Regions from separate parts of the Mus musculus genome. Here all the other regions are linked to region 3. Evidence: chromatin loops called from intact Hi-C (ENCODE). Cell type or tissue: left cerebral cortex. All regions are shown on one strand.

What was found. Peaks named below come from ENCODE experiments on the same cell type or tissue, not always from the same donor. Only the 100,000 strongest peaks of a DNase experiment are listed, where the experiment ranks them.
Region 1: a loop joins it to region 3, with 7 times the contacts of the local background. A loop is called at or near these places in 3 of 42 quality-filtered maps.
Region 2: it touches region 3 in a loop (6-fold over the local background); 33 of 42 quality-filtered maps call a loop at or near these places.
Region 4: it touches region 3 in a loop (5-fold over the local background); 23 of 42 quality-filtered maps call a loop at or near these places.
Region 5: a loop joins it to region 3, with 2.0 times the contacts of the local background. A loop is called at or near these places in 14 of 42 quality-filtered maps.

What each region holds. Positions count from the first base shown.
Region 1 is chr2:154,787,595-154,792,594 of GRCm38, reverse strand. Raly (hnRNP-associated with lethal yellow) reads right to left here and starts at 1,485. Exons shown (of 8, transcript NM_001139511.1): 1 at 1,047-1,485. In left cerebral cortex, a CTCF peak has its summit at 1,912 (motif pointing right); DNase peaks (open chromatin) are centred at 681, 1,296, 1,748 and 2,485; H3K4me3 peaks cover 2,459 bases; H3K27ac peaks cover 2,122 bases.
Region 2 is chr2:154,852,498-154,857,497 of GRCm38, reverse strand. Raly (hnRNP-associated with lethal yellow) reads right to left here. Exons shown (of 8, transcript NM_001139511.1): 2 at 1-229. The coding sequence starts at 220. Among named protein-coding and RNA genes, the nearest start is that of Eif2s2, 38 kb to the left of the region's middle. In left cerebral cortex, a CTCF peak has its summit at 1,886 (motif pointing right); a DNase peak (open chromatin) is centred at 1,893.
Region 3 is chr2:154,710,181-154,715,180 of GRCm38, reverse strand. It overlaps the pseudogene Gm14215. Among named protein-coding and RNA genes, the nearest start is that of Gm14216, 13 kb to the left of the region's middle. In left cerebral cortex, CTCF peaks have their summits at 1,888 (motif pointing left), 2,591 and 2,792 (motif pointing left); DNase peaks (open chromatin) are centred at 1,155, 1,882 and 2,701; H3K4me3 peaks cover 458 bases; H3K27ac peaks cover 322 bases.
Region 4 is chr2:154,941,280-154,946,279 of GRCm38, reverse strand. No RefSeq gene overlaps it. Among named protein-coding and RNA genes, the nearest start is that of Eif2s2, 51 kb to the right of the region's middle. In left cerebral cortex, a CTCF peak has its summit at 2,968 (motif pointing right); a DNase peak (open chromatin) is centred at 2,987.
Region 5 is chr2:154,771,494-154,776,493 of GRCm38, reverse strand. All of the region lies in intron 2 of Gm38598 (a long non-coding RNA gene), which reads right to left. Among named protein-coding and RNA genes, the nearest start is that of Raly, 17 kb to the left of the region's middle. In left cerebral cortex, a CTCF peak has its summit at 2,262 (motif pointing right); a DNase peak (open chromatin) is centred at 4,730.

The DNA of each region.
Region 1 (5,000 bases), 77 kb before region 3:
AAGGAGATTTTATCTATGGCAGATCAGTCCCTGTCTCTCAGTCAATGTCTCAGAGAGGAGCCTACCTTTCTTACCTATACGGTGTTAAGACTAACGGTAAATCAAAATGCCCTCTGCACAAAGAGATTTCCTATCAGGAAATAAGTAACGGTTACTAACAGCTTTGTACTTCTACGGCGGTTTCATGTCTCTGAACCTTGATTTCTGCTCCTGTGAGCAGGGACAGCTCTGGAAGACCGGTGTGGACATGAGGCGATACATTCACGAAGTTCCTGGGTCAGTCTCGTTAAACGTTACCTGTTGGCATTTAACGCTTCTGCCCTGTACTAACTCCCTCCCTGAATTCACTAACACCCGGAGAGGCTGCGTTCCTCCTTGACCCCATTTCACCCAGGTGAAAACTGAGGCTCGGGCTGGAGCAAAGTGGGGGACGCGGCCCCCCAGTTCGAGGGCTGGCCGTTCCCTTCCGCGCTCCACAAGACACCGAGCAAAGGCTAGGCAAGGGTAGCGAGAAAGGCGCTCAGACAGACCCGTGAGGGAAAAGAAAGGACCAGTTTTGCGCGCCTAAGGGAACCTCAAAGAGCTGGACCGACTGGAAAGCCGGAAGAAACCCGGGGCCCCAATCCAGGCCAGAGCCAGGCCCCAGCCCGCCCGAGGCCTCCCCGGCGCAACCTCCGCTCCCTCCCCTCCTCCCCTCGCCGGTCGGGGCGGGGCGCAGCACAAAAGACTCCAACTTCCGAGCGGGCACCGGCCCACCCCCAACTCCCGGCCCGCGCCCGGCCGACCGACCGGAGGCGAGCTGCGAATACCAGGCGTCCAGGGGCGGGCGCGCGTGGCCCCGGGGCAGGCGACCCGGGGCGGCGGGCCCGGGAGGGAGCACAGAGGGAGGGGGCCGAGAGTTACTCCGGCTCCCAGGACTCCCGGGACCGCGGAGAGAAAGAGTTTCTAAAAATAGGCACCGGCCCGCCCGAGGAGGTGAGGAACGAAAAAGGCACACGGAACAGCCCGCCCGCACTCCTCAGGAGCGGCCCGCGGCCCCCACTCACCCGCGCCGAGGTCTGGAGGAAGCCGCGCGGCACCGAAGGGCGACGGCGCGTCTGCTCTCGGAGGGCGGGAGGGAAGAGGCGGCCCTGGCCGCCGCGTGAGGAGCCCGAGCACACGCGCGAGAGTCGCGACCGCTTCCGCCCCCTCGGCTTCCCTCGGCTCCGCACCCCGCGCCGCTCGCGCGCCCCGCCGCACTGACAGAGGCGCGAGCCCCGCAGCCGCGAGTCCTTCGCTCGGCCGCCACCAATGGGGCGAGCGCGGGGAGGGGGAGTGCTGGACAGGCGTCTGCACTCGGCCTGCCCGCCGCCCCGGCTCCTACCCGGTTCTCCTCTCGGTCCTCCGAATAGGATCCTGCCACCCGAGCACTCAGTCCCCAGCGCCGCCCTGCACGGGCCGGGCTCTCCAAACGCGTGGGCTCCCTGCACACCCCTCGCGCCGGGCTTTGGAAAGGTCCAGAGCTTCGGCGCGCAGAGGAGGAGGGCGGGGCCGGGGCGGGGTCTAGCGTGGGGTGGGGGGACGGAGGAGGCAGGCGGGGCTGAGGGAAAGGAGTTTGTGGCTTCCACCAGCCGGGTGCTGAAGGCGGGGCGGAGGGGGTCCCGAGGGCTGACGGGCGGGAGGACACGAGGGAGGAGCAGCAGGCTGAGGGCGGAGCCGGGGTGGGGGGGAAGAGCGTGCCCAGGGGAGGAGTCTGAGGGGCGGAGCTTGGGCCTACGGAAGCGGAGGCGGTGCTAAGAGGTTGCCGCCGGTCTGCAGGAGGTGGGCCTTGGTAACACCGCGGGCAGGACAGTCGGAGGTAGACCCTGGGCGGGAGCCGGAAGGAGGAAGATCCTAAGGGAGGAGCGCGGCGCGGGGGTGGCGCTTGATTGGGCGAGGCCTGGAGATGGAGCCCTCTCTGTTAGCTGGAGGCGGTGCGGCAGGGGCCAGAAGCAATTGGAGCGGTTATTTCACTTTCTAGGAATTAGAATGCTACCATTCGCTGGGAAGGCTTGGGGTTGGGCGGAGACGCTTCGATGTCTGGGGTCTCTCGTCAAAGGTGGAAAAAAAAAAAGCCTGATTAAGTAGTTTTGCCCTTATGGGATGAAATGTTTTCTTACTTAATCTGGGTGTTGGTTCTTCCTCCTAAATATTTATCATGTCAGGATCTCCCATTTGAATCAGTTTTTCAGTCTCCTGTCTCTCCCACTTACATCCCCAATTTGCCTCTCCAGACCATCAGGGGGTCTTCTGAGAGCAAAGAGGACCATTGTCAGCTATAGTCACAAATCTCCCAGAAAGCTGGAGACGTACTTATTTGTATTCCCCATTCCCTTCAGACCTGTGATTTCATTACCTGTTGGGAATTAGGACAGAGTTTGAGGCAGGGTCTCTGTAGCCCGGGCCAGCTTTGTACTTGCTCTGTAGCCGAGAATAATCTTGAACTCCTAATCCTCCCTGCTTCTGCCTTCCAACTGCTGGCATCACAGCGAGGCCAGGCCTCTTGAGTTCGGGAATGGGTGATTCAAACAGGTTCTCAGCCTTGAAGAGCAATCAGTCTTACTCACTAAACCATCTCCCCAGCGCCAAGACCAGGAATTCTTTACTGGTTTTTGTACATTACTGTGTTTCCAGACCTACTATGGTGATCAATAAACACTTCCATCAATCAGTCCAGCCCCTACCAACCTCCTCTGCTTTTTCTGGTTTTATCCAGCTCCTCACTTCCCTCTCTGTGTAACAGTCTTCCTATATTTGCTCAAATATACCATCTATTCTTTGTTGGGTTTCCTTGTCCGTTTGTTTTTTCAAGACAGGGTTTCTCGGGGTAGCCTTGGCTTTCCTGGAATTCACTCTGTAAACCAGGCTGGCCTCCACCTCATGTGCCACCACCGCTAGACTTTGGATATAGCAATCTATTAACTAACACCTCAGGCAGCCTTTTCACTCATCCCATATTCAGGAGGAGCCTCCTCCTCTGAGAAGCATTCTCTGAACTTGCAGCCCCACTGTCAGGCAAGCTGCCACTGGTGCCCTGCTCCGGTCGTGGCTTCCATTAGAAAAGATTGCAGATGATAGTCTGCTGCCACTGGGAATTCTGTGCACATTCTACAAGGTCCTGAATACCTTATCACCCGCTGCCACCCTCCTGACACTGTAAGCTTTAGTCTGCTATTTTGCTCCAGTTACTTCTTGGCTTTTTTCCTGGTCTTCTAAAATGCCAGGTATACTGCTTCTTGTGGGCCTTTGCTTTTGCCCTCATGTTATTCTCCTAGATATTGCTATGGCTTGCTCCTTGCCATTTAAACAGTTTCTTTTGTGCTTTTTTTCTTTAGCTTTTTTTTTTCTTTTAAGTTTTAGGTTTTGGGTTTGTTGGTTTGTTTAATGTTTTTGTTTGTTTGAGACAGAGTCTCACTCTAGCTATCCTAGAACTCACTATGTAGACCAGGCTGTCCTCAAACAACCATAGATTTGCCTGCATCAGTCTCCTAAATGTTGGGATTAAAGGTGTATACCAGGGGCTGGAGAGATGGCTCAGCGGTTAAAATCACCGATTGCCCTTCAGGAGCTCCTGAGTTCAAATCCCAGCAACCACATGGTAGCTTACAACCATCTGTATTGAAATCTGATGCCCTATTCTGGAGTGTCTGAAGACAGCTACAGTGTACTTACATATAATAAACAAATAAATCTATGAGGAAAAAAATAAAGGTGTGTACCACTATGACCAGCCATCTTCAGGCTTTCTAAAAAGAACTCTTACATGGTCAGGAGTAATAGTCCAGCACATGGGAAGCAGAGACAGGGAGATCTTTGGGAGTTTGAGGCTACTAGTCTACATACCAACTTTCAGGCCAGCCAAGATTATACAGTGAAACCCCGTCTTAATTAATTAATCAATTAATTGTCTTACCTGTCCACATTTTAGATAGCCACCTTTCACTACTGTATTCTTTCTTGTTAGATTCTTCTCCAGAACAATGTCCCATCTGAAATGTGTATATTAGCTGATTGTCTCTCTGCCAAACACACTTCCACTACAGTGTGATGAGTGCAAGGACAGGCTATTGTCTGTCTTGTTCAGTCTTCAATGCATAAAAATAGTAGATCCCTCATTTAATGTCTGTTTTATGGTTGACCATAACAAATCCAACAAAGAAATGTCAAGAAGACTCTCAGTATCACCTCAGAAGAGTCTCACAAGATGAGAATTTGAAGGGCGATGTTTCTAAGAAAATATGCTGGCAACACTAGCTAACAGTTATGCAGCACTAACTAGTTAGTTACCAGGCAGTGCACTGACTGCTCTTCAAGCTTAACCCCTGTAACAGTCTTATGAAATAAGTACTATTAAAATCCCCATAAGTGAGGAGACAGTCACAAAAGAGGTTAAATTCCCCAAAACCACACAGCTAGAAAAATGATGAAGTCCAATTTTAGAGTCTACATGCTAAATGATTGTGCTACGTTTTCTCTAATTTTTTTTTTTTTAAAGACAGGGTTTCTCTGTGTAGCCCTGGCTGTCCTGGAACTCACTCTGTAGACCAAGCTGGCCTCGAACTCAGAAATCTGCCTGCCTCTGCCTCCCGAGTGCTGGGATTAAAGGCGTACTCCACTACGCCCGGCCCCTAATTATTTTTTAAGACTTATGTGTATGGGTGTTTTGCAATCCTGGTGCCTGATTGCCTGATGGGGTCAGAAGAGGGCGTCAGATCACCTAGAACTGGAGTTACAGGTGGTTGTGAGCCACCTTGTCGGGTACTGGAAAACCAACTCAGGTCCTCTGCAAGAGCAACAAGTGCTTAACTACTGAGCCAGCTCTCCAGTCTTCCTAATTATTAAAATCCCAGGGTAAGCCAGGCATCGTCTTTGTTTTTGTTTGTTTGTTTGTTTGTTTTTTCCTTAGTTACCATTAGGGACAACAGCAAAAGACAAGATGTTGTAGAAGTTTTGGAGGAAAATGAAACTTAGAAAATATTTCT
Region 2 (5,000 bases), 140 kb before region 3:
CCAGCACAGCTGCCCGGGCATGGCGCTCATTGGCATACTGGACAAAAGCATAGCCTTTGTGCACAGAGCAACCAGCCACTCGGCCGTACTTGGAAAAGATGGTCTCCACATCTGACTTCTTCACCACAGCTGTGTTTAGATTTCCGATGAAGACCCGAGAGTTGATGGACTTAGGGTCATTCTTGTTGGTTACATTGCTGGTCTGAATCTTCAAGGACATGGTGTTCACCTGAAAAGAGAATGAATGCCAATGTGAAACTGGGTTCCCAGGCTAGGCTCAGTTCCGTTCATGGCCCACATCCTTAATGACCTGGACTGCTCCTTGCCTTGCTACACACTCTCATCCCTATGGCACCCATCCCTCTCTGTTCATACATCTTGTTTTCTTGCTACTTTACCAGGAGTTGACAATGGCTGCTAATCTTATACTAGGTGCTTTATAACATTCCTTCATTTGGTACTCTCATAATACCACGTGGGAAAAACCAACATTGGAAGATTATAAGGCTGAGACTCACCAGTCCACTTAATACCCCACTGTAAAATTAATTTTAATAACTTTCTACAGCTTTTTGTTTTGTTCCATCAATGTAGAACCATAGCAAAGAGGATACATGAAAATTTTAAGAGATGCTTGCTAGGGAACAATCCCCTATTATGAAAATTGCTCAGTCTGATCTAAATGTACCTCATCTTACTAACCTAGCCAGTGAAGTCTTCATTGAGCCAGCCATTCTGCAAAAGGTGTGCTTACAGAGGCCTTACCAAGTACTCACTGCAGGCTAAGGGTAGCATATAATACTGAATAAGCCCAAGAACTCATGGGTAAATATAGTTTACTACAGACTCTAGTTAAAAAAAACAAAAACCAAAACCTGGTAGAATTATTAATTTGCTAATATGAGGTACTTAGACATGTTTAAAACTCACTTCTGTCAACTTCATCACTCTGCTTCCTAGAAGTAAAGCCAATTTAAATACTTAAGATAGCGTGTTTATCTCAGGATGGTCTTTAATAATTTATTGGTTATCCACATTATACTGATTTGAAATCTGTTAGGTTTAGAGACGAGTTAGCAACTTGCTCTTGTGTGGGTATATAGATGTAGGTCATGTAGATCAGCAGACAAACTTTGGTACCACTCCTTTGTCTACCTGTCTATTGTTTTGTCTTGTAGGACTGTTTTTCACTGTTCTAACGTCACTAAATAGGCCAACCTGCCTAGCCAGCAAGCCTAACTTTGCCTCCTCCAGCACTGGAATTACAATGCATATCTTAATACCTGACTTTTTAAAATATATGCCCTTAGCCACAATGAAGCACAATTTTAATCCCAGCACTCAGAAGAGGTAGAGTTCAAGGCCAACCTGGCCCACATGTTGAATATCAGATCAGCCTGGGAAATCCTGTCTTTAAAAAAAAAAAAAAGAAATCTGAGACTCCAGGCCCTTACTGACCCTCCCTACAAGTACTCTTCATTCTCTCCATTCTGACAATCAAGCTAGTTAACTCACAAGGCCCCTCTGCAGTATATTTATACCTTGGCATAGCCCCAGGAGAAAGAGAAGAAGGAGATATTAATTCCAGTAGGATTAGCTTGCAGTTTGGACTTGGCATTTGTACCTACTGGCTGTGTTCTGCCTACTGATGCAGGTTTGTACAATTCCAGTATCATCTAACCAAGCAAAATATATTTAAATAAATAAATAAAACCTTTCATCAGCCTGCCTGTTTATTATACTTAATATATATTAAAATATATATTAAGGGGGTGTCAGAGAATTAGGTAAGAATGCAAGCTGAAGAAAACTGTTATCTTTCTGAATGTCTTCTCTGTATGCTACTTTGTAGACAACCTATCTTCAAGTTGGCTGGTTCTCACCAGCTGGTGGCACTGTTTTCAAATAAATCACAAGCTGAACCATGACATCTGATAAGGAAAAGAAACTGCTCCTAGATCTGAGTTTATGATAAACTTGATGGACTGACAGGAGTCAGATGTGTACTATCAAAGCAAGGGGCTCAGAGCTTATCTTGCTGCTACTAAGGAAGAGCTGGTGTGATCTTTAGAACTTGGAAGAGACCGGCTCTTGTTAATAAGTTTACTTTTATACCACAATCACCACCATTTATAAAGCAGTGAGGGACACAAAGAAGATTCATTTGATTACCATGAGCACACACCACATTCTGCACAAGCAACAGGAAATGCTTAACAATCCCTATTTTTCAGTTACAACAGTCCTATCGGATACTGAGTCATTCAAAGGTTCCTTGTCCATCCACAAATAAAAAGCAACTTTTATAAGGGACCTGTGTGACACTAGAAGACTGATCCTGCTCAAAACTATCAAGTTTTAGCCAGAGAGATGCCACTTTGTTTGGTAGGAGAGAGCCATCCAGGCCCAGGGTATGGACTGAGAAAGGAGAGGGAGAGATGATAGTTTGGATATAATGGCAGTAGCTTCGCAATTTATCTGACAGGGACAGGTTAGTTGCAGATCTCCTCAAACTGTTAGGAACCTCTGACACACTAAGGAAGCATTCACTGGTTTGCTGGAGAACAGTCCTTCAGGGTTGGCTCTGTCAACCATCTCTCCTCATCTGAGTTGGGACAATAAATATAAAAGAACTTTGCAAACTGTGGAGGCTTTTACAAGATCAAATATTAGTATAACTGTATGTTTGTCTATTCTACTAATACCACCACCAATGAGACCATTCTAGAGTTGTGATCAGAATAGAACACATTCTTAGGACACCAAAGAGTCAACCATGTCACCCTGTTCTCATCTCTAGAGATGACACAGGAAGTAGCATGTGACTGCTAAGTAGAACATGCTCTGGTATCCAAACCCCAAACTTCCAGTCTGTATCCTCCCAGTTGATTTTTAAGTCTTGTATAATGCTGTGGCATGCAGGCTGCATGTTATTCTGTAGATTCCCTACACCCAAGAGGTCAAATGTCTAGAGAGTTGAATGGTACTACAGAAGTGTGTGCCATATTACCTAGCTTCCAGGCCTAGTTTTCCAAATGTCCACCTTCACAAACCAACCATCCCCAGCTTAAAAAACACCCCTATTTTATGCTTTCCCCCCCTTTATCTCCTTTCCACTATTTTGGGGGGGAGGGAGAGGGGAGGTGAGAACAGGGTTTCTCTGTACAGCCCTGGCTGTCCTGGCATTCTGTAGACCAGGCTGGCCTTGAACTCAAAAATCCACCTGCCTCTGCCTTCCAAGTGCGAGGATTAAAGGCGTGTGCCACCACTGCCCAGCTCCTTTCCGCTTTTTAAAAAGACAAAATAGCATGCCTTCAACTTGCTATATAGCCCAGAATGACCTCATCACAAGTACTGGACTACCACATCTAGACTCTTTCTGGGAATCCTAAAATATCAATATAGTTTTCAGCAAACAACTACCTAACTTGATAGTCAAGGAGACTTGACATTCTACAATCAAGACTAATCTGCTGTAAACCTGACTCTGGCTTCCAACCCTGCCTCTAGCATTTAAACCTGCCCACGACTGGACCTGTTCCTTGTTCATCTGCAAGGAGGAGTTGCTACTCTTGGTCTTGTTGCACCAATGCTGCTTAGTTTTAGCCAGTCCTGATGGGTTATTTCTGGTTCTGTTCTCCTCCCTTTGCCCTTAGATAGCCCTGGGACAGCAAGCAGTAAGTAGCTGTCAGTGATATGGGACTATCTCTGGTGAAAGCCAAGCAATCAGTCAGATCAGTATCTAAGGACTCCTTAGTTCAGAGATCCTGGTTACCAGGCAGCCATGGATGACAGAACATCTATTAATCTCATTAAACTCATCAGGCCCCCACTCATTAACACTGCTCAAATGATCATTACTGGCCAGACAGGCCTAATTTCCCAAGTAGTACTGACAATCTCCACTCCCAAGAGAAACCCCAGCTCTCAGTTACCCAAACACAGAAGCGCAGGCTGAACTGGCTACAGTACAGAGCCATGAGGCTCTACTTTGGCTTGTCTGTTCATGTGACCCAAACAAATCATGCCATTTCTACAAACAATAACACCCTTATTCTGAAAACAGAAAGCATCTCCCTAATTATCTTTTCAGACCTGCCTTGTCATCAAATAGGCTAATCGATGTGAAAGTGCTCCATTGCATCTGTAACAAACTATTCAAAAGATACAGGATTATACCATTTCTATTACTGCCCAATTTCTATACCTCATATTTAACAACCATTATTGAGTGTTCCCCATGCTGACCTTGCTGAGGAAAAAAAATAGTACTCTGTTTGTCAGGAAGCCCTCTTGCACCAAGTATGGTGGCACATGCCCTTAATCTCAGCAGTAGCTGAGGTCAGAGTAGTTTACACAGTGAGTTCCGGGCCAGCCAGGGCTACATAGTGAGACCCTGTCTCAAAAACTAAAAGTCTTTTTTTCTTGGAACCTAGCTTTTGATTGTTAGTTTTGTTTTTCCTCAAAACAAAGACAAAATAAAATGAAATAGACCAACATAAACTTTTGAGTTAGGTAGAATTGAGTTCCAAAGCTAGTCCTGTCAACTTGTAGGCTTGGCCGTGTCCCTCACACTTATTAGGCTTCAAAATCCTCAATGGTGAAGCTATTCTTCTATGGCCAGAGAGAGTACCCAGGAAGCCAGTGAGATGGCCCAGCTGGTAAAGACACATGCCACCAAGCCTGAAGACCTATGCTTGTTATATCTATAGGACATTTACAAGAGAACCATTTCTGGCCTGCTGTTCTGACATCCACATGTGCACCCACAGACAGACAGACTGACTGACTACATACATACATACATACATACATACATACATACATACATGGAATTTTTAAAGAAATTTAAGTCAGAGGTTGGAAAGATAGCTCAGTAGTTAAGAACACTGGCTGCTCTTCCAGAGGACCAGGATTCACTTCCCAGCATCCACATGGCAACTCACACCTGTCTATAACTAGTTCTAGGGTTTCCAGTACCCTTCCACAGACATACATGC
Region 3 (5,000 bases):
CATGTGTACTCTGGCTGGTGATTTAGTCCCTGGGAGCTGGGGGGGTAGAGGGGTTGGTTGGTTGATATTGTTATTCCTCCTATGGGGTTGTAAAACCCCTTCAGCTCCTTCAGTCCTTTCCCTAACTCCTTCATCAGGGACCCAGTGCTCAGTCCAATGGTTGGCTTTCAGCATCCACCTCTATATTTGTCAGGCTCTGACAGAGCCTCTCAGGAGACAGCCATATCAGGCTCCCTTCAGCAAGCACTTCTTGGCATCCGCTATAGTGTCTGGGTTTGGTGTCTGCATATGGGATGGATCCCCAGGTGGGGCAGTCTCTGGATGGCCTTTGCTTCAGTCTCTGCTCCACACTTTGTCCCCGTATTTCCTTAGACAGGAGTCATTCTAGGTTAAAAATTTGGAGATGAGTGGGTGCCCCCCCCAAACCGGGGAGGCTCCCAGGACCCAGTGGGAATGAGATTAGCTGAAATGCCTAACAAAGGGGAGGGAGACCCTGTAGAGACCGTATCTAGAGGCTTTAGTCCTTTCTCTGTTACTTCCTCAGACTGCAAGCTGCAGGCCACAGCTCCAGCAGCAGGGCTGCCCAGAACTTCCCACTTAATTAAAAAATAAAATCAAGGAAAGACAACTTTTTATTACACTTCCCTAATAGTGGAAAATAGTTTCAGGCATAAAAAAGGCATTCAGCTGGCTACTTCCCAGGCGTCAAAAATTAACAGCCACTACATTTTATTCCGAGGAATTAATGGAAATTTTTACATGGTGGTGTAAAATGCAGGGGACAAAATGAAGGACATGATTCTTCAGGGCAGAGCTCAGCCCCTGGCTTATGGCTGGGTTTGGCTCTCTGCTCTGAGCTAGCATCTCAGGTAGGGTATAGGAGCCTGGAGAAAAAATCTAGGGGGGGGATTGCGGACAGCTTTGGGGGGAGGGGAGCCCAGCGCTGACCCCTGGAGTCAGCAACTTCCTTACACATCTCTTCTCTGGGGTAATGGCTGCTGGTGGTGGCTTCTGGGCCAGGAGCCCTGAGACCAGTTCCTGTTTCTGCAAATTGAAACAAGAGACCGGCTGTTCTCAGGACCCTAATATCAAACTTGGTCATTGTTCTCCATTGTGAATCCAAACAAGAACCTGGGCTTTGGAGCTGAGTGGGTCTGCCCTTGAACATCAGCTCAGACCCATATCATCCTCACATTAAGCAGGTCATCTCCTGGGCCTCGGTTCCTACCTCTGTAAGATGGGGACAGTTGCACAGTACTTTTGGGGTGACTATTTAAAGAAGACGTCAGTATGTCCTGTTTTGTTTTATTTCTGGCTCTGAGGCCTCTGAGAGAACTCCAGAATGCGCACACATAAGGCCCACTCCCCTCCCACCCCGCTTCATTCGACTGGAGAGATGGCTCAGCGGTTAAGAGCACTGTCTGGAATTGAGCTTCCGGCGCAAGGGTCACGGACAAAATGGTGCTCCCAGTTCAGGTCTCTCCACTCTTCAAGTTCGGCCGGTACTCAGCTCTGATCCTCGGCCTGGCATAGGGCGCCAAGCACTACGGTTACCACCACCACCCACCACCCCACCCTACCCCCGGCAGAGGAGGAGGGAAGAGCAGCAGAGAAAGAGACTAGTTGAGTTGAAATGAATTGAGAGAGAACTGGCCCAAGATGACAGCATTCTCAAGTGAGGCATCAGTGAGCTTGCTTTCTCTCTTGAGGATGAAGAAAGCTTCTTTGTGTGTGTGTGTGTGTGTGTGTGTGTGTGTGTGTGTGTGTGTGTGTGTGTGTCGTGTGTCCAGGGGTGGGGGAAGAGGGGAAGCGCTGTCTGCTCTTCCAGAGGTCCTGAGTTCGATCGCCAGTAGCTCACAACCATCTGTGATGGGATCTGATGCCCTCTTCTGGCACGCAGGAGTACATGCAGATAGAGCACTTATACATGTAGGAAGGAAGGAAGGAAGGGAGGGAGGGAGGAAAGGAGGGAGACAACTTCATTCTCAGCTCAATGATGAGCCACGGATACTGTACCAAATCCTCTATGGGCCAGGAGAAGGCAAGAGGCAGTGTATCACTGCCAGCAGTCAGAGCCCACTTTGAAGCCAATGCTACAACCCTCCCTGGAAATGGGGACCTGCAGGGAATAAGAGACTTTGTAACATACTAGCATTGGGGAGGGTGGTACTGATTCCACTGTTACATTCTTGACTATGTTTTTCCTAAACATCTTTCTGAACCCAAATTTTAAAAGTTTAATTCTATATTTATTATTTGGGGGGGGGGGTGGTGGTGGCTGCAAGTGTCACAGCATTCCTGTGGATAAAGCAACTTTGTGGTGTCACCTGTAAGGGTTCTGGAGAGAGGATTTAGATCCCCGTGTTTGTACACGTATCCACGGTGCCATCTCCCCAGCTCCAAATTCTATTTACATTTCAAATATGGATGTTTTAATTATGTGACAATGAGCTTGTCAGAGGCCCTACACTGGAGCCCCATCTCCCCAGGGCTTCTGTCCACTCACAGCTTCAGTGTCCCTTGCCCCTCTCCTCCGAGGCTTCTGTTGGCCAAAACAGGCATGGCGGCTCCTTGCCAGGCTGCCGGTGCTATTTCTGTAGCCCAGTCCTTCCCCAGACCACTGAGTCTGCAGCTTCCAGATTGTTCCCTGATGCCTTGCCTCTCACTGGGCCTGACATCAACCTGCCCCCTTGCTGCCTCCAGCAGCCCAGAGGTCTGTGAAGTGTTCCCCCACCCTGTCCCTCCTCCCCCACACTTCTGGCACCTTGCTCAGGTCTGCCCCCTGCTGTTCAAATCTGTCCTCTGCACCTTAATCCAGCCATGCCGGAGCCCTCCTGGCCTGGCAGTTCGTTGCAGAGGCTGAGATGGTTCCTGAGGAAGACACCTGACATTGTCCTCCACATGCACAAGAGCACCCATTGAACACACGCAAGCACACACATGCAAACACGCACGTGCAACACATACGCGCAGAAAGGTAATGAGGACCTAATTTGTGCTGGGGACTCACTGCTAATTTTCCACAGCCCTCCTGATGCCCCCTCAAGCCTTGTCCCAGCACACGGCCCCCACCAATCTCCTCCAGGTCTGACAATACCTCCATGCTGCCCACTCGTGTCTTCCTGTCCAGTCCCACAGGGCAGAGGCCAGGCTAAGAATCCCCACACAGCTCAATGCCTCCTTGCCCTTCTAGACAGCCCTATCACTGTAAGGGATCCCTCTGAAGACTGCCCCCTCTCCTCTTGTAAAGGGATGGATACTAAATGGCTTCCTCTCAGGCCAACCAGCTATGATTCAATAACCCTCATGGCCTCGTGCTGTTTTATACTGATGGAGCCAGGAAAGGCCTGGCAGCCAGGAGAGTGGCTGGAGGGCAGAGACTGTGGCTCTGCCTTTTGTTAGCTTTGCAGGCTGTGCCTGGCCACAATTTAACTGTGCTCTTTAGAATTGCGCTATGATGCATGTGCCTGGCCTCACTCACCATTTCTGGGGCATGGTGGCACTTCATACTGCTGGAAGGTAGGTAGGGAAGGAGGAAGGGAGGGGAAGGGAGGGAGGGAGGGAGGGAGGGAGGGAGAGAGGGAGGAAAAGAGGGAGAAATGTTCATCATCTGACCAAAAAAACTGGAAGCAGGAGGCCTGGTGGCTGACAGTAGGGGAAGGCTTGAACATGAAAAAGAACAGGCATGGTGGCTCACATCTGTAATACTAGCACGTGGGAAGGCAGAGGCAGGTAAATCTCTGAGAGTTCGAGGATAGGCCAGCCAGAACTACATAGTGAGACCCTGTCTCACCACCACCACCACCACCACCACACACACACACACACACACACACACACACTTCTAAAACAAAACAATCCCTCCCCAAAAATCAGGACCACATCTGACTGTTCAATGTTATACCCCAGTCCCTAAGGTGGTACCTAGCACACAGTGGGTACCCAGGAAACATGGCGAAAGGAGGGATGATGGGTGAGGAAGGAGAGAGAAAAAAGAAAGAACTTGGAGTGGTTCTTCCAGAACAGCAGGAAGCAACCCGGGTTCCATTCATCTTCATCCATCTCATCGGAGCTGGAGAAGATGCATGGCGGGGTGGGGGGCGGGGGGCGGGGAGGCTGCTCATTTCAACACTTCCATCAAGTGACATCAGAATCCAATTCCATCCTGAGCATTTCCCCCTCTCATTTTCATCTCCTGCCATCTTTTTAACACTCTCTGTCGAATTTCGTGTTTGGAAAGGCTGATTGAATTGTGGCTCCAGGGACTTGCGACAGTCACTTTAGATACTTAAGAGTTCCAATCATACTGCCGCCACCCAACCTCCCACCACCTGAGTGCTGGAGAAGCCATCTCTTATGAGAGCTGATTATATCTTTACAGCCCGGAACGTCACACTCTAAAACAGGGGGCTGTAAAAATCAGAATTCGCCATGACTAACACAAGTCATAGAAAAGGCCCCAAAATGCCTATTTATGAGAAACAGGCTGGTGGAGTTTGCAGCTGGCATCATTTGAGTCATGGGTGGGTCTAAGGCTAGGGAGGGCTGTGAGGTCGCTCCTGCACGAATCAAGCTGTCCGGTCTCTAGACAAGCGCCCAAGGTTCTCCTTCCACTGTGACTGAAGAAGCTGCTGGTTCAAGGAGAAAGATGCACACTGATTGGACCCTGCCAGGTACAATCTTACAAAATCCTAAAAGGCGTTTCAACCTGTTTCTGGGTTGGAGGGTCTTCCCATGGGGCTTCAAAGGATGAACGGGAGTGATGGGAAATGGAAGAGCCTGGAAAGGTGTCAGCTGAAATGGGAACAGCATATGTAAAGTCAAGAGACAACAAACAGAAATGCGTAGTTTGGAATTGCTACAGCTTTAAATGCCAATGGGGACAGGGGGAGGATGAGGTTGGAGGTGACAGAGGACAGTCCCAAAGAGTTATATGGACCTTATCACAAGCCAGAAGCCAGGGAGGCAAGAGTAGGCTGTCACCAGTTCCCAGAGACAAA
Region 4 (5,000 bases), 230 kb before region 3:
CACATGGTGGAAGGAGAAGTACTCTGACCTCCACAGTGTTCCATAGCTTGAGAGCACATACATAACCACCTACACACGCACACACACACACAGATGTAAAAATAAAAGGCCAGATGTGGTGGGCACATCTGCCATCCCAGCACTTCTACTGTGAGACAGGAGATGAGACAAAAAAATCAACCCGAAGTTCTGTTCTTTTTTTCTTTCTTTTTAAGGTTTATTTATTTTATTTTATGTATATGAGTACACTGCAGCTGTACAGATGGTTGTGAGCCTTCATGTGGTTGTTGGGAATTGAATTTTTAGGACCTCTGATTGCTCCGGCCAACCCTATTTGCTCTGGTCAGCCCCACTCTCTCAGGTCCAAATATTTATTTATTAAGTACACTGTAGCTGTCTTCAGACACCAGAAGAGGGCATCAGATCTCATTACAGATGGTTATGAGCCACCATGTGGTTGCTGGGATTTGAACTCAGGACCTTCGGAAGAGCAGTCAGTACACTTACCCACTGAGCCATCTTGCCAGCCCCTAACCAGAAATTCTTGGGTGAGCTAGCCTGGAGTATGAAGCAGGCTAGCTACCTCAACACAGTGGTAGATGAGAACCAACTCCCTAAAGTTGTCCTCTGAACAGATCAAATAGACGACGATGATGACAGAGATGTGATTGAAATCCTCCTGCCAGAGTTTGGTAAACATTTCCTTCCCCCAGCTCCCACCCACACAGAGTGAGTCCTTGTCACCAATTCCTTCCCTGTTCGACCTGAACTGATTCAGGATCATGGCAGTAATAAGGGATGTGGAACAAACCTCTCCCTAAAGAGATTACAATGAACAGGGCTTTTTAAATCTTGAACCTAATGAGATTCTTTTAATGGTGGAATTGTTTTTTTTAAAGATAAGTAAGGGGAGTTATCATAGAGGATAAACCTACTATAATGATAAAGCCTGACTTATTGAGAACTAGAAGTGTCCTCTAGTACAACAACCTATGAGACATTTTTTAGGTGAGAAAATGAACCAGGGCAGGGGGCTTTGGTTTGGGTTTTCTACATACGTGTTTGTGTGCCCACACAGTTGCACAAGTATGTATGTCTGTGTAGGTTGGAGGTCCATACTGGGTGTCTTTTTTAATCATGCATCACCTTTTTGGTTGTTGTTGTTGTTCCTTGTTTGTATCTAGAGTCCCTCACTGAACTTAGAGCTTGCGAATCGGCTGGACTGACTGGCCGGAGAATCCCAGGCACCTTCCTGTTTCTGCCTCCTTGACTCTGGGATAACAGACCCAGCCTGTTTCACAAGGGCACTGAGGGTCACGCCCAGACCCTCTGTGCTTGGCATGCGCCTTACTAACTGAGCCGTCTCCCTGCCCCTAGGGAAGGTGTTTTGTTTGTCTGTTTTGGATTGTTTTTGTTTTTGTTTTTCAAGGCCAGTTTTCTCTGGATAGCCCTGGCTGTCCTTGAACTCACTTTGTAGACCAGGCTGGCCTTGAACTCAGAAATCCGCCTGCCTCTGCCTCCTAAATGCTGGGATTAAAGGCGTACACCACCGCTGCCCGGCGTAGGAAGTTGGTTTTTGTGTGTGTTTAAAAAAAAAAAAAAACCCACAATAACTTACACTTGCTCTTTCAATCAGTAAGGGGCAGGTGCAAGATTTTCCTGCAACACCTTCTCCCTCTGGTAACTTTAACCTGGTTACATAGCCATCTATCTGTTTCTCTGAGTATGGGGCAAACCCTAGGGAATCCACAAATGAAAAATATGAGGGATCCAAGAAAGCCTGGGGATAAGCAGAATATTATAAAACACAGAGAAATTGCGGTATCATAGGTGACTGACGTGAGACTAGGAAGCTAGAGAAAGTGAGAACTCTACTACGAGAATGGGCGTCACCTTGCAGCATTTATCTTTCTTTCCTGCCATGTGCCATGCTGTCCCTCAGATGTTCTCCCAGGACCAGGGGACCTGATGCCTCCCATCAGCCCCCAGGACTCAGGAAGGGCAGCTATTCGTGCTAGATTATTTTGGAGTCTGAAACTGATAACTTTCTTCCCAGCCCTTCCTCGGTGGGGGCTTTTGAACTGCTGTCTTCAGGACTTGTAAAGTCAGGCAGAGCAGGAGCTGAGCCCCCTGAAGGGCTCCTGTCAGCTCTGCTGTTCCCCCAACAACCTTTCTAACCCATAGACCATAGACACACTGCAGCTCTGCTCTTACCCAGGAACCTATCCCCTCTCTCCTTGGCTCAGAGGGTTGCCCGCTGGAGAAGCATGAGGACCTGAGCTTGGATGTCCAGGACCCACGTAGTAAGTCAAGTACAGCAGCTGTGAACATCTGTAGCCACAGCAGAGCAGGGTTGGAGGAGACAGGCAGACCCTAAGAGCTTGCCGGTTGAAGTGGCAATGCCAGGTTCAATGAGAGACCAGGCCTCAAAAAATAATATGGGTAATGATAGAAGAAAATATCTCAAATTTACCTCTGGCTTCTGTACACATCCACATGTATGTGCAGACACACCTGCATACATTCATATGCATCACATACACACACACTTAAGAAAATGGATAGAATTGTTCCCATTATGTTGTTTCACCCCATCATAGGGGTGCTCAGATTTAAAGTGCATCTCTGTGTTAACACTTTGTAAAAAGAAGGAGGAGGAGGAGAAGGAAAAGAAGAAAAGAAAAGAAAGAGACAAATGGAGAAAATGAATAGGAAAACCATTGAGTAGTAATGAGGTGTATGATGGGTGCGGGTGTTTGCCACCAAGCCGGACAACCGGAGGAACGCTGACTCCTGGGGAAGGAAGGGGAAAAAGAAGGAATAAGGAAAGCGGGGAGGAGATGGAGGAAAATAACTGATAACAGGTAACAGCTTGAGCCCAGAAACAAATATACAAGGTCTTTCCTCTTGTCTTCCCTCTACTGAGTCTGTGATGAGATCCATCAGGAAGTCTCCGGAGCAGAGCGCTGTGGCCGCCTGGGGGCAGTGCAGTCTCGCGGATAGGTTTTGCAGCCGCCGAGTTTGAGGCCCATTTCAGAGTTGGTTCTGCCCAGTAGTTTCCTTTCCTTTCTCTTCAGGTCCTCGTCTGAGTTCATCCTTATTTCAGGTTCCCACTGAATTGGTTAGGGAGGAACGGGGATCTGGGGCCTGGGGTGACACTCATTCACATAACACACCCACTTGTGTACATCCCGGAAATGTCCAGGTTCCAATTTCCACGAGGCAGAGTTAAATAAGACTGGAGGCATCTTTGAGCCAACAAACATCTGATTTAAAGAGCACAGGCTGGTCTTAAATACTGTTAACAAGTGCAGGTTGTGGAGACGTCCCATTTTCTTAGTTCTTTCTTAGCTCCTGGCTCTCCATGAACGATGGATGGAAGAAATACCCCCTCCCCGCTTTTAGGAGCTTTTAGCTATTTAGGAAAAGACATCGATTGCTCAACCGGTGCCTGCTGTCCTTGGTGCGTTGCTCCCAGTGGTTATATCAGGCCTCTACTCTAGGTTGGCGTCTTTGCCTGATGAATGCCTGGGGCGGAGGCTGGGAATCAGCAGTGTCTGTGCCCGCCCCTCTGAGCACACAGGCGCCCCATTCAAAACAATGTGGCCCTAGGCATCAGTGAAAGGGCTGCAGTCAGACTTGGCCTCACAAGGACTCACCTCTCTTTATCACCATCTCAAGCCCCGCTCAGGAAGCTCTCTCTTCGCTAACCTCAAGAGTCCCTTTTCCCTCAGTCAAAATCAGCTTCCAGCTCTAACACCCTGGGGTGATTTTTTTTAAAAATCTGTTGATTGATCCCGTGCCCTGTTTCTGGGATGGTTGCTTGCTGTCCTCTGAGCATAGGGAGTACTCTAAGCTTCCATACCCTTTTCTCACATGGTCACCTCATCTGAAATACATTTTCTGTCTCTCTGCCTGATGAATTCTTTATCTATCTTTATGTCCTAAATGAAACGTCCTAGAGCCGAGCACAGTGGTACGTACCTGTAGCTCTAGCAACTGGGAGACAGAGGAAGAAAGATCAGAAGTTCAAGGCCAGCCTGGACTCACCCCACCTCCTCCCCCAGTCTCTCCCATAGTTTCCCCCGACTCTTTCCTTCCCCTTGGAGTTCATACACAACCTTGTGGTTCCTTCCCCATTTTCACGTAGCCGGGCTTTAGCTGTGTTTTCCTGTTAGATGGTGAACTCAGTGTGGGCTTTAAACACTCAGCCAAGAGGCCGTGCTGAGGTTGCTTTGCCTCATTATCTTAAGGCTATCTCGTTAGCGGTAGCTCAGCCTAACACTGAGCACATAGGAGCCCGGTGTTCAACCCTGCTGGATATGATCAAAGCTGGAAGACATCAGGCAAAATGTGGTTATTCTTTTATTTTCACTTTCTATTTCCACTTCCCAGGAGATTTAGGTAACTGCTCCCAATTTCCTCTCTTATCATTTATAGTCCTCCTGGCCATCTGCATCCCATTACGATTTCATCTGGCTGTCTAGGGCCAACTTTCCTAGGCCTGGCTGCCTGCTCATTTGTGACTTTTATCAACCTGCTGCTCTGTGGGTGATGTTGTAGGCACTGGGTAGGCAGCAGCAAAGGACACTTTCCTAGCACTTAGACTGCAGGGGGAACAGGAGACCAAGATAGGTAAACAAAGGGGATTTCAATGACTAGGGATTCTAGGAAGGAAAGGGGGTCACGTGGTACAAAGAACAATAGAATCTCAGAGGGAAGAGTCCAGCCATGGGGGTATGTGCTAAGAAAGCCTTTCATGCAGAGGGTGAGCAGCCACACTGGTCCTGAACAGGAACAAGTGATGGAAAAGTTGTGAAGCATGCAGCTACATAAGGAGAGGGCTTGCACATTTTCCTTAGCTTGCTGGCATCCCTTCAGAGAGCCCTTAGTGGCTTTGATCCCTTCTGGGAAGTGACCAGTTCCCCCTAGCCTTCACCTCCTCACCACTCCATCCAATTTCCTCTCAGTGAATCTTGTTGATCATCTGACACATACCT
Region 5 (5,000 bases), 61 kb before region 3:
ACTGTTTTACAGCAGTGTCACAGTAGTGTCACAGTAGTGTAGGAAGAACTTCTAGATCACAGCCCCCCTCCTCCAACACAATACACACACCAGCCTCCTAAGGTGCTGGCTGGGCACAGGTCTGTGTGTGGCTTGAATGAGAGTGACCCCTGCCGGGCTCTCATATTTGAATATCTGGTCCCCACTTGGTGGTCATGATTGGGGGAGCTTAGGAGATACAGCCTTCCCGGTGGATGTGTGTCACTTGCACCATTTTGAGTTTGCTCTCTCTGTTTCCTGTTATTGTTAGAGATATGAGCTTCCAGCTATGGCTCCAGCCCACCATCTCTGCCACCCACTGAAATAGTTTCCCACCATGACAGTGATGGACTCCTTCTATAAGTCATCCTGATTGCAGTGTTTTATCCCCTCAGATAGAAAAGTAAGGGACAGGTGTGGTGGGGCAAGCCTTTGTTCTCAGCACTCTGGAGACAGAAGCCGGCGAACCTCTGTGAGTTCAAGGCCAGCCTGGCCTACATAGTAAGTTTTAGGACATCCAGGACTACATAGAGAGACCCAGTCTCAAAAAACAAAAAGAAAAAAAAAAGTAACTGAGACAGTTTCCCATTCACTTCCTGTTCTGGTCTCAGAGGATCATGGGGTCTTGTGATTTCCTGTGATTTTTTTTCCCAGTGTTCCTCACCTGTATTCTGCTAATGATTGGTCCAACCCATCAGCAAGGGCTATTCAAAGGGATTCAGGCCAGTTAATGGCATCTCCTTCTTACACAAGGTGAAAACTTTACTAAAGTGATATGTTCTTTGTCCTCCAGAAGTTACTAGAACCCAAAGGCTGTAACTCTGGAGTCTCCATTGTGCACATTCTTCTCCCTGTGGAGAAGAGAAGAACCTCAAGGAGTCTGGATTTCTGGATCCAGGTACTCCTCAGATCTGTTCTGCTCCACTCATATAGAACAATATACAGGCCACATATAGACCAATAAATCCTCATCTTGCTCAGACTAATAGCAATTGGGTTTATCCCAACAAAGAACCCTTGGCCAATGCATATATCCCCCCAAATGGGAGAGAAGCCTCCAGGAGGCCTCCGAGGCAACAGATGGTCACCTGTTCACTGGTGTGGGTGGGACTAGAGAGAAGCATCTTTCTTAATGATGGCTGCCAATAGGTGGTCTTCAAGTACTTAAAATCCTTTATGGACCTCCTAGGAATACATATAACCCCCCCCCACCCAGCTCCCACACATGTAAGTGATAAAAGAAAAAATCTTCAAGGAAAGGTGTTAATGTGAGGCAGCATTCCCCAGGTCAGCTGCCATATTGTATAACTCCCCTGTCAATCCCATTCCCTAAATCTGTTCTCTTCAACCAAGAGGGTCTTAAGTATTGTTCAGCCTCTTATGCTCTCTCTCCTTTTTTGGGTCATTTATTAATGAATTTGTTATGTCTTGTAACCTTCTGTAACCATAAAAACTAGAACAGAACCATTCTTTATGAGAAACTGCACAATGCACAATTCCTCCCAAACAGAAGCTCTTGTGTGTGTGTGAAAATCCTGAACAGAAAGCACTGAGCTACTGCTGAGTCCTCTCAGAGCCAGCCCCAGCCTGCTGGGCAGAGGAGGAGGCCCTAACTCTGCATCAATGCTGCAATGTCTAATTTCTTTATTATTGGGAAGAGATGCTGGTTAATTAGAAAAATGTGCATGAATTTTTCTAAAGCCCTATTCAAGAGGAAACTATTGTGAATATTCATTATTTTGAGGGTTAATTGCATTGTGGTATTTTAGACTAGGAGGGAACATAGGGAAGATTTATAAAGAGGGCTTGAGGTCCCATGTGAATAAAAACTGTTATAAGATAAATGATAGGTGATGGATCCTGCTGATGCCTGGAACATGGCCTTCCCTCTGCCTCCTTAGATGGTCCATAACTTCCTTGTCTTGATCCTGAGCTTGGCCATCAGACTTGCTTTGGTTGGTAGAATATCACCAGATGTGGGAAAAGGGATCTAAAAGATGCTGCACTGCTGGGCACATTCTTCTGCAATTCCATCAATTCCAATCCTTAAATAAGCTCAGGTTAACCTGTGACCCCGGGAGGAGAATGGGAAATACAGTAAGCCTAGCCACCCTGCTGACCAGGAGACCCCAAACACTACAGTGATATAGTCATATGCCAGTGGAGTGTGTTTTGTTTTGTTTTAAAGTGTTTTGTTTATGATGTTTTGTCTGTGTTTGTCTGTGCACCACATGTGTGCAGTTCCCACAAAGGCCAGAAGGGGGCATTGGAAGCCCTTAAACTGGTGTTACAGACCACTGTTAGTTGCCATGGAAACCTGGGTCCTTTGCAAGAGCAGCCAATGCTCTTAATTGCTGAGCCACCTCTCAAGACCTGAGGGAGTTTGTTTCAATTGTCCAGTGAAATTACTTTAGCAATAACTCATTGACACAAGCTATCTGTAAGATTTCCTTTGACCACCAAAATTGGAAAGGCCCAGAAAAATGTGGGTTATTTTGCTAAAAATATTAAAATCACTGAACCTGGACTCAGTGTCTCATGCCTATACTCCTAGAATTCAAGAGGCTGAGGCAGATTGATCACCATGGACAGCCTGGACTATATAGTGAACTCCAGGGCAGCCTGGACTACAGAGTAAGAATAGCCTGGGCTACCCTGTCTCAGAATAAATAAATAAATAAGTATTGAAGTATTGAGCAAACCATTTGCTCAACTCTTTTAAATTTAATTTGTATTTTATTTATAGATATTGGTGTTTGTCTGCGTACCACGTGTATGCCTGGTTCCTGCAGAACCTAGAAGAGGGCATCACATCCCTTGGAACTAAAGTTACAACTTTTATGGTGAGAACCAAATTTGGGTCCTCTGGAAGAGCAGCCAGCACTCTTAACCACTGATCATATCTCTAGCCCTCAGCTTCTGTTATTGTCAATTAAAATGAAGTCAAGATGAACCCAGTAATGCCCCAGCATTACTAACCAGTTGCTTTCAGAGTAGAGAAGTGGATAATGCAGTTTCAAGTCTGGAAGCCCACAGGCCGCCTAGGCTGGACCTGGTTGTGGGACTTGTGCGGTGGGTGTACGTGGACTGTGAGCATCCCTCTCCGTTCCTGCTCGATGAACCGAGAATGTCAGGCTATGACTGACCTTTTCCCAGGCCACTTCTCAAGTAAGCAACATTGAGGAACAAAGACCAGGCTTGATAGTGCGATTGTGAAAGAAGTAATTCCCCAGACTCTGTTTTCCTCCCCTGCTACTTATTCTGTGCACAGGCCACCTCCATTGTCTCCAAAGGACTTGGGCAACATGGAAAACCCCTGTGAACTTGTGGTTCTGCATCCATCTTCTCTAGGAAGAATGCAGTTCCTTGTGACTGGGCTAGGAAGCTATTTTGGCAGTGTCTGTAACAGTCTCTCTGATAAACCTGCATGTAGGATCACCTCCACGAATGTTAACTGTCTCACCCGTCAATCAGGAATGAAGTTTGCAGACTTCTTCAGAGAAAGGTTTCTGGGGAAACATGGAGGCAACCAGAGGCAAAAAAAAAGTAAGAAATTCTCAACTGTATAAACTAGATCAAAGACTGTAATTTTAAACCTGTCAGGCGAATGCACACACAAGCACACACACACTAAAACCAAAACCAAAACCAAGAGATTTCTATACTTAAGATACAGTCTGACACTAACAATAACTAAACCATTTTTTTAAAAAACAAACTTCTTGGGGGCTGGAGAGATGGCTCAGAGGTTAAGAGCACTGGCTGCTCTTCCAAAGGCCCTGAGTTCAAATCCCAGCAACCACATGGTAGCTCACAACCATCTGTAATGAGATCTGACGCCCTCTTCTGGTGTATCTGAAGACAGCTACAGTGAATTTAGATATAATAAATAAAATCTTTTAATAAATAAATAAATAAATAAATAAATAAATAAATAAATAAATACTTCTTATTCTTATTTCTTGATCCTTCTGCTTTTTTTCCCCAAATACATGTCAATTAAATAGTACTTTGAACATCACGGCACACAGTTGAGGTGTTAGACACTTCTGTGACTTTAAAAACTGCAATGTGGGACTAGGGGTATAACTGTGTTAGAACACTTGTCTAGAATACATAAGACCTGGGGTCTATAGTACTTTTTAGTACTTAGAAAGATAAAATAAAACAAAAATTATAATGTGAGCAGGGCCTATAGCTGTGGTCACAGCTGGAATCTCAGGTGTGCACTGTGCCTGGCATCACTTCGTGCTTTTGTTTTTTTCTTTGCTTATCTGTTGAGGAAGGATCTTGCTACTTAAGCCTGGCTGGCCCATACAGTATCTCAACTTGATGGTTGCAGGATTTTTTTTTTTTCCTATTACCAGGGATTGAACCCAGGACCTCATAGAGGCTGGTGAACCATTCTACCACTGAGCTACTACTCCAGTAGTTATATTATTCCCTTAACTGGAAGACTTGGTATAGCAAAAATGTTAATCCTCTCAAATCTATAGCTTTTATGCAAGTACTGTCAAATTCCTAGCAAGGCATTTTTTTTTTTAACGTAGTCAAGTGAAAGAGATCTAAATCAGTACTGAGAAGCAGGAAAAATGGGAGGACTTACTCTACATGATATAAAGCCTACTATGATGGCATGGTAATCACAGGATAGAGGCTTGGCACAGAGATCGGTAACACAGAATGAAGAATCCAAAGATAAACTAGCACAAATATACCACACTGGTTTTTCTTGGAACAGGTGCAAAATAATTCAGTGGAAGGAGGACGGCCCCGCAACTCCTTTTTTTTAAAGACAGAAGTCGAGGGTGTCCTTCGGCTTCTGATCCTCCTGCCTGCACCTCCCAAGCGCTGGGATTTCATGCGTGTGCCACCAGGCCTGCTTTTGAAGGATGTTCTTTTTTTTTTTAGACAAATGGTGCTGGAGCAGCAATGAATGATTATGCACGGGGGAAATAAAGAAGAGAGTGCTGAGGGGAAGA